Linked DNA regions of Homo sapiens: region 1 is linked to region 2. Evidence: chromatin loops called from intact Hi-C (ENCODE). Cell type or tissue: ascending aorta. All regions are shown on one strand. Links, peaks and the distances in the headings refer to the core of each region. The heading gives the core; the rest is flanking DNA. Region 1 holds the start of FRZB (frizzled related protein). Region 2 overlaps NCKAP1 (NCK associated protein 1).

The links. Hi-C counts contacts between places; a loop is a spot of excess contacts. Peaks named below come from ENCODE experiments on the same cell type or tissue, not always from the same donor. Only the 100,000 strongest peaks of a DNase experiment are listed, where the experiment ranks them.
Region 1: a loop joins it to region 2, with 2.0 times the contacts of the local background. A loop is called at or near these places in 2 of 110 quality-filtered maps.

The regions. Positions count from the first base shown.
Region 1 is chr2:182,865,558-182,868,471 of GRCh38, forward strand. It overlaps FRZB (frizzled related protein), which reads right to left and starts at 1,080. Exons shown (of 6, transcript NM_001463.4): 1 at 518-1,080. The coding sequence starts at 995. RefSeq lists an enhancer at 243-1,211. In ascending aorta, for the core only: a CTCF peak has its summit at 1,651 (motif pointing left); DNase peaks (open chromatin) are centred at 644, 1,124 and 1,664; H3K4me3 peaks cover 1,991 bases; H3K27ac peaks cover 2,126 bases.
Region 2 is chr2:182,951,216-182,954,129 of GRCh38, forward strand. It overlaps NCKAP1 (NCK associated protein 1), which reads right to left. Exons shown (of 31, transcript NM_013436.5): 21 at 1,898-2,116; 22 at 1,578-1,708; 23 at 1,190-1,287. Among named protein-coding and RNA genes, the nearest start is that of NCKAP1, 86 kb to the right of the region's middle. In ascending aorta, for the core only: no CTCF peak of the experiment used is centred there; no DNase peak of the experiment used is centred there; H3K27ac peaks cover 1,068 bases.

The DNA of each region.
Region 1 (2,914 bases), core at 180-2,679, 86 kb before region 2:
ATCTTGGCATTTTTAATTAGAAGAAAATGGGGCTTCAGTTTTCTGTTTCCTCCACACAATCTTAACAAGCATCTAAGACACTAAAGATACAGAAACCTGATGACTGAGATTGCCTGAGAATCAGCAAAGAAAACCCAATGATTATAAACACATTTTAAAAGAAAAAGAGCATCACTTTACAAAATGTGGCTACTTGCACATGTAAGGAGTTGAAGTGAAGGATTCCTGTGGAGTAGAAGTGTGATGGGTTTGGAATGCATGGATTGTTTTAGAAAGATCGCCTATTGGAACACAGTGCCAGAGTGCATCAGTTTGGAAGGTGATAAGGTGAGGGTTTTTTTGTTTTTGTTTTTGAAAAAAGAAGAAAGAAGAAGAAGGGTCTTTGATAGAGGAGCAGTTATGGGAGAGATTAAGTGATCCGAAGAGAAAAAAATTAGAGAGTAAAGGCTAGTAACAAGGACTCCAAGAATTGAGGAGGCTGTAGGGTAAGGGAAGGGTGGGCCGTGTCAAAACTCACCAGCTCCGTCCGCAGTAACGATGGCCTCGGGAGAGATGCACACGCCCCTGTCGTACACTGGCAGCTCCTCGCAGGCCAGGTTCTCCGGCCACGAGTGGCGGTACTTGATGAGTATGGGCTCACAGCCCTGCCGGGCCCGCTCGCACACAGACTTACAGGGCTTGATGGGCTCGTGCTGGAAGTCAATGGTGCAGATGGGCGCGTACATGGCACAGAGGAAGAAGAGCAGATCGGGGCTGCAGTGGGTGCCCAGCAGACCTTCGAACTGCTCGATGGCCAGGATGGCGTTGGCCTGAGTGCTGTGGTGCAGGTGGTTGGGCATCTTAGTCATGTTCCAGGGCAGGGACTTGCACAGGGGGATGCGGACGGGCTCACAGGCTGCAGCCCGAGCCCCGGGCACCCGGAGCAGGCAGAGAGCAGCCAGGGCAAGCAGCCCGGCCCGCAGCAGCAGCATCCCTCCCGGGCTGCCGCAGACCATGATCCCGGCAGGATGGGGCAGGGTGCAGCCGCGCAGTGGACGCCAAAAGGCCCGCTCCGCCGTCTCCGCCTCCCCCGCTGCAAGTGGACACAAGGATCTGGGAGCTTCTCCTCCCCCGGCAATCACCGCTTCCTTGGATCAAATTCCCCCAATGGGGTCCCACGAGCTTTACCGAGCTCCAGCCACCGCCCCTGCCGCCCAGGCTGCTCTTTCCCAACGTCTAAGCCTTCGGAAGCAGCAACATCTATTTATTCCTCTCCCTCTGGCAGAAGCATCAGACTTCGCAGATCAGTCAGATAAGAGGGACACGAGAGGAGGCGAGGAAGACATAAAAACAAAAGTAGAATTCAGCTGAGAGCTAGTTGGAGCTCTGGGGTGTCTCCTCCCCTAGATCACGCACACAAAAAGATGCTAAAGAAAGCATTAAATTCCCCAAAGTGAGGAGGACAGAGGGGTTGGGGGGAAGGAGGGAGGAAAAGCTCCTAATGGGAGAGAAGGGTGCAGTAAGAGTTTACAAGTCCTGTGTGGGCTAAGAGCTGCGGCCGCCGCTGCGGCTGCGACCCTGGCTGGCAGGAGGGACGCTCAGGAGGAGCCCCGCAGGGACGTCTGTGCCTCTGCCCGGGCGGCTCTGCACTTTCCTACCTCCCGCCTGAGAGGGAGCTCCGCCCCTGGGGCAGTCTCTGCCCTCCAGTGCCGGCTGCTCTTCCCGAGAATGGAGTGGGCGCCCGGGGAAGAGAAGGCCTGGGAGTCGCAGGCGGTGGGGTGCGAAGCCGTGCGAGTGCGAGACCCCAAGACAGCGCCGAGTCGAGCGCGCCCTCACACTAGGGAACCCGTCTTTGGCCCCAGAAACGAGCCCCTAGCCCCTCACTGAAGAGCCCACCCCAATTCCCTACGGAAAAGTCCCCCTAGTTCCCCACTTGGGAACCCACCCGAGACCCTCCTTCCTGGAGGTATTTCCTTTAAGCAAACTACAGCTTTTCCTCTGCAATCACTGGCTCTGCAGAAAGTCAGACCTGGTGGGGGGAAAGGCTTAAGCAATGTCACTTTGTCCAAGTAGCGGAAAACACAGACCCCTGCGAGCAACGGTGGAGCCATATCAACCCAGAGCTAGTGACTACAGAGGTCTCCATTTTCAATAACTGCGGGGGAGGAGGTGGGGGGAGGATTGCCTTTAAAAAAAAAAAAAAAGAGAGAGAGAAACAAAGAAATGCTGTTCATGACTACAAATAGGCCACCAGAAGCAAGGAAAAGGGGTTTTTTCCTTCTATTCCCGCCCCCCCCACCTAGTGGAATTAGAACTCTTGAGCTTTGCTCCTTAAGGGTTAACGTGGAAACTAACAGCTCTAATACACTTGGACTTTTTTTTTCTGATTTTGCTCACGGATAACATGGCAGATATTATTTGTTATTCTCAGCAACAATTCTGCCCGACACTTAAAAAAAAAGTGTAGGAAAACGACATCACGCAGGTAATAATGATGATTATAACAACAATCAAAACCTTTCCATCCAGATGAGTTCAATCTGGAGGAGAAAATGGAAAACAGATCCCCTCCTGGTCTGCTTCTTCCACTAATGAGCTCCCTCTTCCCCCCACCCCCGCCCCACTCTACCCTTTCAGCTTATATTGTAAATGGAATGACCTGCAGAGGCCTTCACACTATGCCCTCTCAATGGGAAATCACTGAGCAAAAGGATTGCCGAATGTCAGAAAACACAGCCTTCATTGAGAGGAGAAGGAAACAAAACCTGAAACAAAACAGGAAGTCACCTTTGCTCTGCATCACTGAAATATTTCTCTGCTTCAATTTAGCCATCTCTCACCGTCCATAACAAGCAGAGAAATATGTCCCCACTTCAGAGCACATAGTGAGATGCTCATTTTCATTCCCTAGAGTGACTTGACAGCACTTATAAAA
Region 2 (2,914 bases), core at 145-2,644:
CTATTTATTCACTCAGCAAAATACTATTAAGTTTGTGGAAATTAACTTGTTCTATATATTTGCTCAATTTTCAGTAAATCAGATTAACCACATTTAGAACTCTATGTGCTACATCTGAACTGTAAGCTACTTACCACTACCGTCTATCATTTTCTTAAGAAACTAAAAATTGGCCAGGCACGGTGGCTCATGCCTGTAATCCCAGCACTTTGGGAGGCCGAGGTGGGTGGATCTCTTGAGGTCAGGAGTTCGAGACCAGCCTGGCCAACACGGTGAAACACCGTCTCTACTAAAAATACAAAAATAAGCCAGGCTTGGTGGTGCGTGCCTGTAGTCCCAGCTACTTCGGAGGTGGAAGTTGCAGTGAGTTGAGATTGTGCCACTGTACTGCAGCCTGGGCAACACAGTGAGACTCCATCTCAAAAAAAAAAAAAAAACAAACAAACAAAAACTAAAATATCAAGACTCAAGTAACCACCAAAAAGCTTTTACGAAGAAAATGTTTATTTTAAAACATGATTTCTCTATTCTGCTTGTAAGTTCAAAAGTTTTGGTGGCCCAAGTTCAAATTCTTTCAAAAACTACATAGTTATTATATATACAGATTCGTTTAATATAAATCACCGTAGCTGTAGGATATTTCTAAAAGGCTAATAAAAAGGTATTTAAAATGTTGTTGCTTCAGTTCCTTTACATCTTTACTGAAACATTAAGCATTCTGAAGGCATTTTTCATTCAACTTAGAGGGCATAAGATAATTTAAAAGATTACCTAAGAAAAAGCAATAAGCCCAGTAATTTTTGTATTATAATCTATGGAAAGCAAATACATTCAAACCGCAAGTGTGAACAAATTGTTAACTTTGGCTGGAATTTTGAAGCTGGTATTTCAAAGAAAACATCATGATTCAATACTATGAAGGCCTGACCACAAGCCAAAGACTCTGAGGTTCTGTCCCCTTTACCAAGTCAATTCACCTATTTTCGCTTTCCATTTTCTCACCTACAAAATAGAGAAAACTAAACTAAGATGCCATAAAAAGGCCTTGCTAGCTATTTAATTTTCATTTTCATATTAGTACTTTCATGTTGGATTAAAATAATTAACATTGTAGGCTTGTTGCTCATATCCCTGAAATGTTTTTCAGGAATTAATGTTTAAAAGCTAAAATTAATAAAGACTATATTACCTTAAGTTCAGCAACTTGTGATGAAATATGCCACATAAGGCTTTCACTTAGAAACTTCATACCATATGGGCCTAGTAGTTCTGATAATGACCTCATTTCTGAAAGAAAACATACTTAATTTTATACTTCCGACAGAGCAAATACTTTAAGAAAATGAACATTAACACAATACAACATCTCATTATAAAAACTAATGTAAAATCCTGATAAAAGTCTCTAGAGTGAAAGAGAGAATACAAAATGCAAAAGTAATTCTAAGATACAATATGCAGTTACGCATATAATTGAATGAAATAGTCACAACAGAATCAAAAGTCTAAAGAATCAAGACACTAGCAAAAGAATTAAGTGTTCTTCATTCTCTAAACTGTGGTATAGTACTATTCACCTGATATGTCAGAATATTCCTCTGCATTGAATGTTAATTCATTTTCTGTAGGTAAGTTCACAAACGCTTTCATTGCAGGAAAATATGCTATATGGCCATTGCTGACTTGTCGTAACAAAGTTTCCAAATACCTAAGGAGAAACGTAAACTTATAACCGGAAGAAACTGCTTAATTCAGAATGTATCATGATATACATTCCTGCATATAATTTTAAGTTGACTGATAATATGAATAAGTACTTATTCACAAAAAAATTAATTTTCCTAAGTACTTCATTACAAATTTTCCGCTACTACAAATTTCTAAATGCATTCCTTACCAATTTGTGTATAGACTTGTAATGGTTGGCTCTCCATGACTGTCTAAATGTTGTGTTTGTTGAAGAAGCACATTATTAAATACTCTTGTAATATCAATCTGCACATAGTTTTCTATTGACTGGAGTACGGTCATGTATGCTCTTACACTTGTTAGAAGTTCTGAAGGTTTTGCAATTTCCTGTGTGGCTTGATTATACATAGTCATCCCAACAATTGACCTGGGAAGAAGGGATAGAAGAATAAGAAAAGCCTCTGACTTTTCCATTCATGTAAAATAAACCACTCAACCTACTGTTATCTAATATTAAACAAGCAATAAAATTAACTTTAAAAATAATTTATTACAAAGCTGTAAAATTACTGTCATTATCTTCCCAGGAAACAGCGTAAAAAAAGAATGAAGGCCGGGCATGGTGGTTCACGCCTATTGTAATCCCAGCATTTTGGGAGGACGAGGCGGGCAGATGACTTGAAGTCAGGAGTTCGAGACCATCCTGGCCAACATGGTGAATCCTTGTCTCCACTAAAAATACAAAAATTAGCTGGGCCTGGCACATGCCTGTAATCCTGGCTACTTGGGAGGTTGAGACAGGAGAATCGCTTGAACCCAGCAGGCAGAGGTTGCAGTGAGCTGAGATTGCACCACTGCACTCCAGCCTGGGCAACAGAGTGAGACTGTCTTAAAAAAAAAAGAAAAAAGAAAACTTAAAAACTACAACGAAATGTGAATAAAATGATTAAAAACATTCTAAGTATACCAGTAACAAAAGTGATTTAAGTATAAAGAGGGTTTTACAAATTGCTTTAACATGGTAAGTTGTTTGTAGCAAGGACAGTGAACTATTTAGTCTACAGCTTGAATTTATTTGACACTGTTAGGTGCCAGTAGTTTTTGAGGCTTTATATAAATTACCTACAATCCTCACATTTAATAAACACCTACAATGTACTTATCACTATATCTCCCAGAGGAAAAAAATAAAGCTCAGGACTCACATAAATTGATAAGGTTTTGT